2 separate regions of the Homo sapiens genome follow, and region 2 is linked to region 1. A link is an interaction called in ENCODE POLR2A ChIA-PET data of the cell type or tissue named here. Cell type or tissue: GM12878. All regions are shown on one strand. Links, peaks and the distances in the headings refer to the core of each region. The heading gives the core; the rest is flanking DNA. Region 1 overlaps TNIK (TRAF2 and NCK interacting kinase). Region 2 overlaps TNIK (TRAF2 and NCK interacting kinase).

Region 1 (7,040 bases), core at 2,859-5,358:
TAAGCAAGTCATGCAACACAACCTGTCCAATAAGAAGGCCAGAGGAAGCCTCACTGGGGGTTCCTGGGAAGGCTTTCCTTTCTTTTACAAGTAAATATGTAAAAAGATATCTTCCCTATCCTGGACTTGGATATTATCTAAAGACTGTGATACTTAGGTTTGCTCCAGCCATCTGACAACCATGAGGGGAAAGCCAGGAGAATCACAGAATAAACGTATCAGGTCCCTACATTATTGAGCATCTGAATTAATCAACCCTGGAACTGGCCTGACTCCAGTCTTCATATTATATAGATAATACAATTTCCACATTGTTTAAGCCACTCTCAGTTGTGTGTTTTTTTTTACTTGCAGTTGCAAACATCCTAATTAATGCATGTTCTTTTTAAAGTGAGGGATGATATCAAGGTGTCAGGAATCAGATAATAACCAATAATAATATATAATGTAATGGAAATGTTAGCCATTGAATAAAGGCAAGACATAAAAGAAACAAGAATTATAAGAGGATGAGGGCCAGGCACAGTGGCTCATGTCTGTAATTCCAGTGTTTTGGGAGGCCAAGGTGGGAGGATGGCTTGAGGCCAGGAGTTCAAGACCAGCCTGGGCAACATAGAAAGACCCTGTCTCTAAAAACAATTTTAAAAAATTAACCAGATATAGTGGTATGCACCTGTAGTCTTAGCTTCTCAGGAGGCTGAGGTAGGAAGATTGCTTGAGCCCAGGAGTTTGAGGCTGCAGTGAGCTATGCTGGTACCACTGTATTCCAGCCTGGGCAACAGAGCAAGACTTTGTCTCAAAAAAAATAAATAAATAAATAAATAAATAAGTAAAAAAGAGTTACAAGATGACAGGGACAACCTTGTCATCATTTACAGATGATACCTCAAAAACTTAGAGAATCAACTAAAGATATATTAGAACAATAACAATTCAGCAATGTGGCTGGATACAAAATAAATATACCCAAATCAATAGTATTTTTGTGAGCCAAGAAAAACAATCAATTACAAAATATATTTGAAAAAAGATACCCTTGGCCAGGCATGGTGGCTCACACCTGTAATCCCAGCACTTTGGGAGGCCAAGGCAGGCAGATCGCCTGAGGTCAGGAGTTCGAGACCAGTCTGGCCAATATGGCAAAACCCTGCCTCTACTAAAAATACAAAATAATTAGCTGGGCACCTATAATCCCAGCTACTAGGGAGGCTGAGGTACAAGAATCACTTGAACCCAGGAGGTGGTGGTTGTAGCGAGCTGAGCTCATGCTTCTGCACTCCAGCCTGGGTGTCAGAGTGAGACTCTGTCTCAAAAAAAAAAAAAAAAAAAAAAAAAAGGAAAAAGAAAAGAAAACAGATATTCTTAATAATAATAAGTGTAAAATATCTAGAAATTAATGTAATAAGAAATCTGCAGGACTTATATGAAGAAAAAATTAAAACCTAACAAGGGACATACTAAAGGCCTGAATTAATGCAAAAATATCTCATGTTTCTGAATAGGAAAATTTAGTAATATTATTCCCATATTAATATGGAATTTCAATAAAAATATCAAGCAGGAATTTGTTTTAGGATCTGAAAAAATTATTTTAAATTTTATTTGGAAATATCAGATAAGAATAGCTTTTTAATCTGCTGTTATAATTTGTGTTTTTGTTGCACACGTGTATGTGCATGTGTGTGTATGTCTGTGTGTGTGTTCTGTGTCTGTGATGCAATATTTGCCGCATAAAAGTTTTAACAGTTATACACAGTAGATTTTGATTTTTATTAATATAAGCACTCTGTTTCAGGTAATGACTTTTCCTAAGAATTACATCTGGTTTCATAAGGTGTTTTGTTTGTTTTACTTTGTGTTTGCTCAATTATGTATGATTTTCCTTTTCTTTCTATAATTTGTCTTGATTTGTTTTTGCTGTATCACTTGAAAGCAGCATATATAGTAAGATTTACTTTTTGAACCCAATGTAAGAGGTTTCTTTTAAAGGAGGAATTTAAACCATTTGGTTTTACAGCCATAAATGATGTGTTTGATCTCTTCTCATTTTATTTATTCTACTTTCTTTAGTGTTTTCTTTGTTTTTCTATATAGACTGTTTTCAAAAATCCAATTTGAATATATACTTAAACCTGTAGTTCTCTAATTATGCAAATTAATTAAAAAAGGAATCCTTTAATGTCCCCATTACATAAAAAAGAGTCAAGTTAAATTTTATTTCTCCTACACTGACCTCATCCTTCCAGTGTTTGTTAATTCAATTTGATGCTATAGATTAAAAATACATTATATTATCTGATATCAATTTAATATTATATGCTTCTTATTTTTTGTTTTAAATTAAAATGTGAAGATATTAAGTACAACTCATTGTTTTTCAAGGATGCTTTTAGCCTTTTGCATTAAATTGGTCATTACATGAAATTAGGCATTTCCTGCTCTATTATATTGAGTTCTTTATTTTGAGTTTTTATTCACTTAGCTGGAATGTATACTTGGAATAGATTTTTATGAGAATGTTATACACGTGCAGTGTTTTATGAGGCTTCACATTGCTTAAAATGTTTCTTTTGCCTTTTTTAAATGAACAATAATTTGTCAGGGAATACAAGGATTTTATCATAAACTTTTGCTACCAAACTTAGATGGTTCATAGGCTAATGGTGTTTAATATTGTGAAAGAGAGGCTTAGGGCTAATTTGATATCTATTACTTTGTAGTTAACCTGATTTTCCGTCTGGTTAGTGCTATGAGTTTGGGAAAATAATGGAAATTACTTTTTTAGGCATAGATATAGGGTTTGTTTTCAGTTATTTTGCTTAGTACTCACTGTAGTTTTGCTCCTGGGAGCAGGTTTTTGTCCACATGTGAATATTTATCTTTACTATTTTTATTTTTGGTTCTGTTCCTTACTATTGAATTTCTTCCTACTTAGTTTGGATCTCTGTGCTGTATGTTCCCTCTCTATCACCTTTTCCTTATTTATTTTTGTATCCGTCTTTTGAAATTGCATCTGGTTGTGATCATGTTTGTCTTTCACAGCATAGGTATTATTTTCCACAAGTCGATTGTGTTCTGTATTGCCTCCAGCTTTCCTCTTGCATCTTAGGCTTCCTTGTATTCTTTCTTTTCATTTGTGTCCTCATTTCAATCTTTTCTTCTCTTTTGGCTATTGCCTCTTGTCTTAAGGAGGCCATCTTCTCTTAGAGTTCTTTTGGTTTGGAAACACTATTAAAAATGCATACTAAAATTTTTATATATTACGTTTTGCATGTTTTCTTCTGAGTTGTCAAGATACAATACAAAATAAGGAAAATCAATCATTTCCCAGTGTCACACAGGCTTATTGTTGTGTTTCTGTGTATGCATTCTCAAAAAGAGGTAATTAACTAGTCTTGGGATTTGCCAAAAGGCAGGATGTAAGTTGCCAGCCTGGGTGGCAGCCTTTTGGTGGGTGACTTGAGCAAACTCTAATGTTAATCTTCATGTGTTTGAATTCTGTGTAGAATGTACTAAATTTCTCTGTGACTCAGTTTTCCTATCTGTAAAATGGGAATAATGATTTTACCAATTTCATAGGGTTGTTGTGTGGATTAAACAAACTGATATATGAAAAAAAAGACGCAAAAGCAGTATCCTCCTAAGTGGAGAAGTAAGTTACTGTACTAATGCATGCATAAAACAAAAATATGGTCCTAAAATTATTTTTAGATTTTAAAACTTAATGTAGGCTCATTAAAAAAATTGAATATTACAAGAACAGTAAATAGAGAGTAAAAAGAACATGTAAAATCTTCACTCAGAGGAATTATCAGAGGAATCCCTGATAATATTTTGGCATATTTCTCTCCAGTATTTCTGTTTATTAGAAAATTATATTAAAAAGAATGTACTTGTATGGAACCCTGGACATTTTGGCAATAAAACTCTAAAGACGCTAAATATATAAAAATACGTCAAGATCTATCATAGCAGCTACCACTGTATTCTGTTTGCAATAGACATGAAGAAAAAGTTTGTTGATATGGGGGATAAATGGAGCATATTATACTATTCCAAGACCTTTTTATGTTAATCATTATTTTCCTTTTTATGTAGGAGACAACATTTTCATTTTGGGCTCTTCTTTTGTAAGAAAGTTCTTACAAAAGAAGATTCTTTGCTTAATTAATTTAACCTTTCTGAAATATAGGTTTCTAAAGAGCCAAAACAAGCAGGACGGACCTATGAAATAAGTGCGTAATTCATTATTACTGGGTTTCTTCAAAGCATAATGTTAAATCTGGTTCAGCTTGGTGTGGCTCTACTTTTTATCTTCTGCAACATGCAAATTGATTAAAATTAAGGTCTACTCTTCTCTTGGCAGGAATTTTTATTTAGCTATCTTCTCCTGTATTCACCATGAAGGTGTAATCTGAAAACTCAACTATATTTCCAAAGTTGAAATGTAAAGGAAATGTAAAAGAAGATTCTCATCCAATTAATAAGATTAAGCTATTTAATATTAAATGATTTATTACTAAATAAAAACATTTATTTTTGTTATTCATTTAATATTAAATTAAATGATTTTAAACAAGCTCTTGATTAAAACAATATTAATTTCATTTCTTTTTTTTTTTTTTTGTCTGTTTTTTGAGACAAGGTGTCACTCTGGGCCAGGGCTGAATGCAGTGGCACAATCTTAGTTCACTGCAACCTCAAATTCCTGGGATCAAGCAATCCTCCCACCTCAGCCTTCTAAGTAGCTGGGACTGCAAGTCCACACCACCACTCCGGGCTAATTGTTTTATTTTTTGAGAGACAGACCCTCCCTATGTTGCCCAGGTTGGTCTCAAACTCCTGGCCTCAAAGGATCCTCCCACCTCAGCCTCCCAAACTGTTGGGATTACAGGGATGAGCCACTATGACAGGGCTTATTTTCTTGGTTCACGTTAAAAAACAAAGTATTTTCATTGTTTAGCGTAAAGGCATTTTGTTTTTACTTTTGTTTTTTAAAATTAGGTGTAGAGGTAAAATTCACTTGATGTATATTGCGATGAAACTACTTGAAACAGTATTGCAAAACTCAAGTTTCTTGAGGGATAGCTATATGCTAAATACCGTATTTGGTGTTTTGCATATTATTTAGTTGACAAGATCAAACAACGTAAGGCGGTATTTCATGTCACTAGTTTTTAAACTTTAGCGTGCATAGCCTTACCTGGGGAGCTTGTGAAATTACAGGGAGGTGGGCTCTATCTACCTCTAGAGATTCTGAATCAGTAGGTCTGGGATGGGTCCCCAAAATTTGCATTTTAACAAAATGATGCTGCTGCTGCTGCTGCTTTCAGGATCACATTTTTAGAATCACTGTGATGAGCCACACAGGAGTGGTAAGGACAGCAAATTGCAGGGTGTTCGGGGGAGGAATGCTGCAAACCACTCTTGGTTAGAATGTATGTGAAAGGCTTCTGGGGCGAGGTAGGATTCCAGCAAGACCTTGATGGGCAATTAACATAGAGTAGAGAAGAGGGGATGGAGGAGAGAACAACCAGAGAGGGAATTGTGTAAGCAGTGATATGGAGGTAAGAATGTAAAATGCTTGTTTGAGGGATGGCAAGACCATCTGAAAGGAAGAAGTGATTCTTGCTGTATTAGGGAATAAGATTGAACAGGCTAATAGGGGCTGGATTTTTGAAGATGTTTAATATCTGGTTGAAGAGTTGTACTGTACTTTGCCTAGGCAAGGAACTGGAGGTGGGGTAATCTAAGAATTTCAAAGGGGAAAATGTACCTAGTAGAAAACATATTTAAAAGGAAAATAGAAATAGCCAAAATCAGGCCCTAGCTAGTATTCTTTTGCTCTCTCTCCCTTCTTCTCTCTTAACTTCTGAAGGTTATGTGGAGCCAATAAATATTATTTATTAGATGAGTGACATGGGCACAATAGTGTTTTAGAAAATTAAGCTGGTGGCATTGTAGAATGAATTGTAGAGGGCAGAGGGAGACTCTAGTAGATATCCTAGGCTTGAAGAGGTGAAAGTTCTTATTTGGGGATCATGATACCCTTAAAATAAGTAGGGCAGTTAAAATAACGCAGCTTGCTTTGTGGAGGGATGGTTAAGATGGAGTGTTTGGTTTTGGCTTGGTGAACTTCGTAGGGCAGGATGACTTCTAACTGGAATGTGTAGCTCGTGGTTGTGGATCTAAAGCTGGAGCTTGGGAGACAGGTGGAAACTAAATATAGGAATACAGTACTTGATGGAATGATAAATTCATTCATTTGTTCAATTAACAATGTCTCAGTCACTGAACTGGGTGCTAGAGACCCTATAAACAGTCATAAAGACTATGAGTGTAAGGTCTTGGCAGTGTAGCTTCAGGGGGACAAGGGACAGAATTCAGAGGATGCTGTGTTTGAGAGAAGAGAAGAAAAAGGAGGAGACAATGAAAGAGAAAGAGGAGGCTATGGAAGGAATGATCACAGCCATCACATGTAAATCAGGATGTTAGATCTCCCACCATGGAGAGAATTTGAGGAAGGAGGTAATAATGGGCAGTGCCAAATGCTGCAGCACAGAATTGCAGCTACTGGCCTGGATGACTAGAGTATGCTGGTTGCCCTGCGGGAGTGCTCTTTGGAAGCAGAGTTATCTGTAGTGGAATGGGGTGGGGGTGGGGGCGGAGCCCTTGAGAAAGTGAAGACCCTGGATTCAGAGCAATTGTTCAAGAAATTTAGTGTCGAGCATTAAGAGAGATTAGGACAGCAGAAAGCTAACATGCTTTCTTTTCTTAAAGTGAGGAAGACCTTTGGTCGGTTGACCACAGGGGGCAGGAAGCAGTGGTGGGGGAGAGATAAAGCTATGACCCTGCAGTCTTGCTTATCTCAATACAGAGCTGCTCCATTTTTCTGGTTTCTGGGGGCCTAGTCCTTGGGAGTAACTTTGACTCCTCTCTTTCTCTGCACTGATCATTAGATCCATCAGAAAACCTTTTTGGTATTTTATCTTCTTGAAAAATATAGCCATAATCCAACTACTTCTCACATCTATGCAACT
Region 2 (7,040 bases), core at 2,888-5,387, 74 kb after region 1:
TCGCAGCCTTCACTTTTTATAGAAATCATCTGGATAATTTTGCAAAACTATAGATAATTGGGCCTTTCTTTAAAAATTTGATTTTGGTTTGTCTGATGTTGGGCTGGGGAAGGTTTTATTCCAGACCTTCCCAGATGCTTGCAATGCACAGCCAGGATAGAGAGCTGCTGGGCTGAGGCTGTCTGTAGTGTAAGTGCTCTTTTGGGTATCTTTGTCTTTGGAGATGAGTCTACCCCTTTTAGCTCTATCTTGGGGTTTTGTTTACCTTTGTTTATTTATTCAGTGTCAGCCTTCATAAGTATCTAACAACTGCCTGGCATTGCCATCAGGGCATGGTTTATAGATAAACATGTGGCATGGTCCTTGCCCTCCAAGGGTTTGAAGTCTCTGGGTGGAGAGACATGAAAATAGATCACTTCAATGTTGTATTCCATGCACCACAGCAAGAGTATACAGAGCAGAGCCAAATCTGTGGGGGCTGTGGGAAGACCAGGAAAGCCTTCATATAAAGGTGACTCTTGAGTGGAGTCTTAAAAGATGAATAGATGTATGTGGAAGGGGAATTAAGTAGGTACTCTAGGGAGAGGTAGTGTTACCAAAGGCTTGACTGCTTTTGATGGCCTGGGCCAGGGTCAATAACCTGAGGTGAAGTAGGGCTGGGAAGCCTTTAAGACAGACATGGACAGATGGCTCTTCTGGCCTTGAGTCTTGGCCTTGAGACTCATTAGCTGTGTGAGCTTAAGCAAGTCATTTAGCTTTTCTGGGCCTTGGTTTCATGTATAACGAAGAGGTCTGGCTAGAGGGTCTCCAGAGTTCCTTCTAGATATGACATCCTTTAATTCTAAGTAGAGCACTAGTCTGGATAACCTCCACAAGTTGCTTCCATGAATCCACTTACAGCCTGTGCTTTTCCAACTGCAAAACTGTTACAGCAATACTCTAAACCATTAGCAAAATGATTTATACGGAATGCCTAACATTATTAAGGTACCCATGTGGCCTGGTGGCATTGCTTGGTGTAGTTGATGTGTTGAAGGATGTAGACACATGCACATTTTATACCATTCTCTCATTAATTCAGAGCCGCAAGGTTTTAGCAGGTTCTCACTGCCTCAGTGAATGATGATACAAAATTTCTAATAGTGATGAAAAGAGGATGAGATTTTCTGTTAGGGATGGACATGGATTGGCACTCGTGTGCTCAATTTTGATTTGAAGTATTTAGAATGCTTTAGTCCAAAATACTTTCATTCCACCTCATATTGTATCAATGAGTTGCCAAATAACTTGATGCACAACCCCCTCATGACTTGTAGTTTTTAGATCTCATAACACCCTTAATGACTTCGTGATTATAAGGCACTTTCAAGTAATTAAACCATCAATAGTTACTATTCTGGGTTATTTGTAACCTGTAAAATGAAACCCCGCCAGGATTACAGGCACAGAATTTAGGGCTCTTCACGGTTTTTAACTATTTTGTACATGGGAAACATTTGAGACTCTTTAATAAAAAGAATAACCAATTAACTGTGGTATTGAGATTGTATTTCTTATCTCTGTAGTTTAACCTTAAGTATAATTTCATTAAATCTGCTTGGATATTTTGCATATGCAAAAAGAAATATCTGCTGTTCGGCAAGCAAATATATGCTTACTACTACATAGGAGCGTTGTTGGTGGTGAGGGTCTAGAATGGGGTCATTACAACCTCTGCTGCTGGGTGCAGTGGCCTCTGATATTGCTTCGGATCTTGGTCCTGTTGCTCACTTTGCAAGGAGAAGCACAGAACTACTGTGTCCATTTTGTTCCTCTCTACAACAAAGGCAGACAAGTGTAGCAGCTGGTTACACAATTTTTCTAGATAAATTACAAAATGTCTGTTACAACAATCATGATAATAATAACCATATCATCTTTGTGGACAGCAGGGAAGAGTTAGGAACTCCATATGTGAAGAACTCAGTCTCCTTTAAGGAGAAGGTGACTTCTTGTTTTAGAAAACTTGCCCGTTACTGTTTAACATCTTCGAGTTGATACTTCGAGTATGGCTTGAGAAATTCAGTTTTGATCTGTGCATCACATTCAGGGAGGTGGTATGAGGCTCCTAGCTGAATTTATCTTACTGGAAATCTTTTTAGTGGTACCTCTTTCTCTTATCGTAGAACGTACATACAGTAATTACCCCCTTAGCCATTTTAAGTGAGCATACAATTCAGCAGCATTAAGTACATTCACATTGTTGTGCAACCTTCACCACTACCCATCTCCAGAACTTTTTCATCATCCTCAACTGAAACCCTGAACCAGTTAAATATTAACTCCCCATACCCTACTATCCCTCACTCCACCCCATGCCCTGATCTCTGTTTAAAAAAATACTGTTAGTAAACTTAAAACTTAATTATAGAGGTGGTGGTTTCCTGGGTCATGTCCTGCAACACTGGATCTGCAACAAGCTTGAAATGGGTCTGCATGTCTGTCTGTCCTTACGTTGGCGTTCCTCCAAGGTACCTCACCAACAGCCCACTTTATTATCTGCAGGTGACTGACCGCCCCACAACTGCAGGGCTGCATCTTGTTCTAGGAAGCTGAAACCAGCTGAAGCCCTTGATTTTTCTACCCTGTTTATATCTAAATAAAACGATCCTTCTCAGGTAGAAGTCCACAAAAAATACGCAAGCATTTTGTATGAATCCTAAAAGAATATTGTGTATGTTTTCTGATATGGTTTGGCTGTCTCCCTACCCAAATCTCACCTTGAATTGTAATAATCCCCGGTCAAGGGTGGGGCCAGGTGTAGATGATTGAATCCTGGGGGCAGTTTCCCTCATACTGTTCTCGTGTAGTGAATAACTCTCAAGAGACCTGATGGTTTTATAAAGGGGAGTTGCCCTACACAAGCATTCTTGTCTGCACCATGTAAGATGTGACTTCGCTCCTCATTCACTTCCGGCCATGACTGTGAGGCTTCCCCGGCCATGTGGAACTGTGAGTCAATTAAACCTCTTTCCTTTATAAATTACTCAGTCTCAGGTATGTCTTTATTAGCAGTGCAAAAACAGACTAATACATTTTCTATATTAAAATGTCTGGGCTGTGGTTATTTTTATTACAATTTTACAAATGAGATTTCTCTTTACCTTAAATGTATCAACTATTTTTTAAAGCAGCAAAACATTTTTCCCCCACAGGAAACTCCAGTATTTGACACAATAGCAGGATGTTCTGGGAGGATAGTTAGGATCTACCTCATGGAGCCGTCCCTTTGCCGACACAACACTCCCCGATGCACCTCTACCTCCCTCCACAGAGTAGCCCCACACTTGGAGCTCCAGGGAGCACAGTTCTACATCCCCAGTCACAGGTTCCTATGACATGACCTCTGCCTCCCCCTCCAGCCTCATCTACGGCCCATCCTGATTCCCACTGTGTCCATCTATGGTAGCACATTGCGGGGCATTCGTGCACACTGCACACGGTGTCTGTTTATCCGTGCTGTGCCCTTCCTCACCCCCTGTTGGCTAGCAACCATACTATATCCTTAACACTTGGTTCAGGCAGCACCTGCCCAATGGGGTTTGATGGTTTTCCCTGCCTCTTCTCTCCGTACTCTGACCTGTTTGTAATCCTCTGTCTGGCTGTCTCCTATTCCAAACTGAGTCAGGGACATTACCTTACTGTTTCTCTAGTACCAATACAGAGTAGGTAGTTATAAATATGTACCAAAAAAAAAAAAAAAAAAGTACAGAGGCTGAGGCAGATGGATCACCTGAGGTCAGGAGTTTGAGACCAGCCTGGCCAAAATGGCAAAACCCCGTCTCTGCTAAAAATACAAAAACTAGCTGAGTGTGGTGGTCTGGGCCTGTAATCCCAGCTACTCGGGAGGCTGAGGCAGAAGAATCACTTGAACCTGGGAGATGGAGGTTGCAATGAGCTGAGATCATGCCACTGCACACTCCAGCCTGGGCCACAAAGGGAGACTCCATCTCAAAAAAAAAAAAAAATTCTGCTGAGTTTGGAATGCCCTAACTCAGTGAGATATGTTTAGGTTTGCTTCATCTCAACTGTTTGAGTATATAAATTAAGGAGACTGACACAAAATATAATATTTAGTAGCCAACAGCAGTTTGATACCTGATAAGTAAAAACAGTGTCCGCCTACCATCTAATATGACAGAAGAGAATAGGACAAAGAAAAAAATTGTTTTCCCTTCTTTTTAAAACTGGCTTTATGATTCTAAGGCTGTTTTTGTGGCTAAGCACAAAGAACCACAGCTCATCTGAACTTTTAAATAGCCCATTGCACACTTTTGATATCAGAGATGGGTTTTTGGAGGTTGTTTTCCATCTTCTACCATGTCTTTGGGACTGTAGAGTTAAACGTTGACATCACTGATATCAATCATAAAACATAAAACAATGGTTTTGAAACCTTCATATTCATTATTTCATTTGACCTTCACAGTAACCCCATAAGTTAGATAGAAGAGGTATGATTAACCTTGTCTTAAAGGAGAGAAATTTAGGTCTGAGAGTTTATAAATGTCTTCCCTTGAAGCCCCCAGGTAAGTAGTAGAGCATGACTCCTGATCGAGTCGCCTAAATTATCTTACCTCCACTCAGAAGTTTCCCAGGAGGAAATTTGTGTATAACATCTCCTTAAATGTTTGGCAAAGATTGGTTTTGCCCTGCCCTTCCATTGCATGTTTAGAATATTTTAAGTAGATTCTTGATAAGTCTGAATTTATACTATAGAGCAGCGATGCCATAGCCTGTTTCAATATATAGTGCTTCTCATCTTTATAGCAAAAATACTAAAAGGTGATTCATGGCTTGGTGATTACTCATTGATTTCTTAGTAAATGGGGACACTGTGTTTTTGTACAACAAACACAATTGTGTTTTCCCAGAAAGATAAGAAGTGGATTCTTTTCCACCTACAAAAAAGGAAGCGGCATACCTTGGGCTACTTACATTTTACAATATAAAATACATCTGTGTTGATTATTTAAGGGAGTTGGTTGCCTCGTTTCTCAGAAAGGAGGAAGAAATTTCTAGACTTCTTAAAAAATCAGCTCCAATAGCCAGGTGCATTATGATTTTTTTTTCCCCCCAGAAAAACTCTATATTCAGACTGGAGCTTGATAAATGTTTGTTGAAATGAATTGAATTGATTTATTCGCTCAGCTTCAGTTGTGTGATTTTGTGAGCAAATGGATGAATCTTACTGCTCTGGAGACCACGCAAATATTTGCCAGGTGTATAATTTGTACTTTTCCTCTATTCCAAGCAGGGGGAAGGCCAGTTACCTGTTACCTGGTGTGGCATTGTAGCAAGTTGCTTACTCTTTGCTTTTATATTTCCTCCTTTACAGGGATGCCTAGGTTTGTGTGTTTGGGGTTGAGGGTGGGGAGAGACAATGAAATAGAGGATGGAAAGAAAGAATTTCTGGGTATTGTAGAGGAGGATGACCTGGCTACAATACCGAGATGTAATCTCTTGGATAATTTGCATGACTGCAAGTTAGGAATACCTGTGACTCTCTATTTCCGTTTCCATTAAGGATCACATTATTCACTTTTTTCCTTACAGGTTTTAGTTATATAACATCAGTAACCCAGGAATGCTAGAGATGCCTCTATCAGATACTTTCATGACAAGTTTTAGCCAGAGTTATCTCATTCTTTCTCTTTGTCAAAATAGTGAAAGTTAGTGAAAACAGGACAGTGTGTCCTCTTCTTTGGGTGGAGGCAAAGCTGATTTTATATTCTCTTCAAAAGAGTTGCAAATTAGGCAGATTCTGATTTCTCCCCAGCTAACACTTCTGGTGATTTCAGCTGGAGAAAATGAATGTTTTGTGGCCTAAATGTTTAGTACATTTTGTTCTACCATTTTGTACCCACTTGTGAACTTATGAAGAGACACTTCAAATACTTCAGAACTTCAAAACCTTTCCATTCCCTCAAGAAACCTATCACAGAAGCCAATCACCAAAGCCTCCCTCCTGCTCCATATGAATATGCCCCTCTGAGAGTGCTTCAGGGAGGAGGTGCCTGAAGCCAAGCCCTCTGAGGCAACCCCAGCTTTCATGGTCTGCTGTAGGATGGGGAAATGGGATGAGCAGATGATTAATACGGAGCCATGGCTGCTCTGTCCTTGGGGTTCCAGTTTATCTGTTGCTCAGAACAAGATTTGCTTGAATAAGACGAATGCCTACGGTTAATCAGCTGAGTAAATAGTCATAAATTAAGATGTGACCAAGAATCCAGTGTTCACAGGGGATGGGGGAAAATACAAGACAGAAAAGACAAAAACAAAAAAAAGTCTGCTAACAGAACCCAAAACAGAATAGCAACATTGAAAACAGAACGCTCTTTGAGTATTGTTTTCTAGTCTAGAAGCATAGGAGATTTATGGCTACCTGATTAAGTTGATGAGTAATACTATGGTCAGATGTGCTCTTTGAAATTTGGCCTAAGTACTATGCATCATGGTGTTACCTCTCTCTGAAATCTATATATTTGTGAATAGCTAAAAGTAAGATAGGTATTGACAATGTTTTCTTTCACAGCCCAATCACTACTTAAATTATTTCTCCCTCAGCAGTCTTAATCTACATTCTCAGTGTTGAAGAAACTCCTTAGTCTGTGCAACAGTCTCTAGGGAGTATCTTTGCATTTCTAACAATCAACTCTGGAGATTAATTGGGATTATGAGGCCCATTTGCTCATAATCATAAGATTTCAGTGTCTGACTCAGGATCTTGTTTCTCAGGAAGCCCAAGGGTAAGGACACAGAGAACTCCTAGGCTTTAGTCTTGTGTCAGCCGAGTCCTGCTACAAGCTGCCCTTTTGGCCCTCCGAGGTCCTGGAGGTTTTCTTTTGAAATTTCCTTGAGGAACACGGCTCAGGTAGTGGACCAGCTCAGGTGCTCTAATTTCAGTGTGAGTCTGTGGGCAGTTGCACTCAACTACTTCTCCGTGGCTGGTGTCTGTTTCCAAAGTAAATACAGGGGAGAAAATCCCCTTTTTACAATCA

The links. ChIA-PET counts read pairs that join two places held together with the same protein. Peaks named below come from ENCODE experiments on the same cell type or tissue, not always from the same donor. Only the 100,000 strongest peaks of a DNase experiment are listed, where the experiment ranks them.
Region 2: POLR2A ChIA-PET joins it to region 1 with 7 read pairs; 3 of 35 experiments call an interaction of 5 or more read pairs at or near these places.

The regions. Positions count from the first base shown.
Region 1 is chr3:171,428,234-171,435,273 of GRCh38, reverse strand. All of the region lies in intron 1 of TNIK (TRAF2 and NCK interacting kinase), which reads left to right. Among named protein-coding and RNA genes, the nearest start is that of TNIK, 29 kb to the left of the region's middle. In GM12878, for the core only: no CTCF peak of the experiment used is centred there; no DNase peak of the experiment used is centred there.
Region 2 is chr3:171,354,257-171,361,296 of GRCh38, reverse strand. The region is part of intron 2 of TNIK (TRAF2 and NCK interacting kinase); the gene reads left to right. Among named protein-coding and RNA genes, the nearest start is that of TNIK, 100 kb to the left of the region's middle. In GM12878, for the core only: no CTCF peak of the experiment used is centred there; no DNase peak of the experiment used is centred there; H3K27ac peaks cover 173 bases.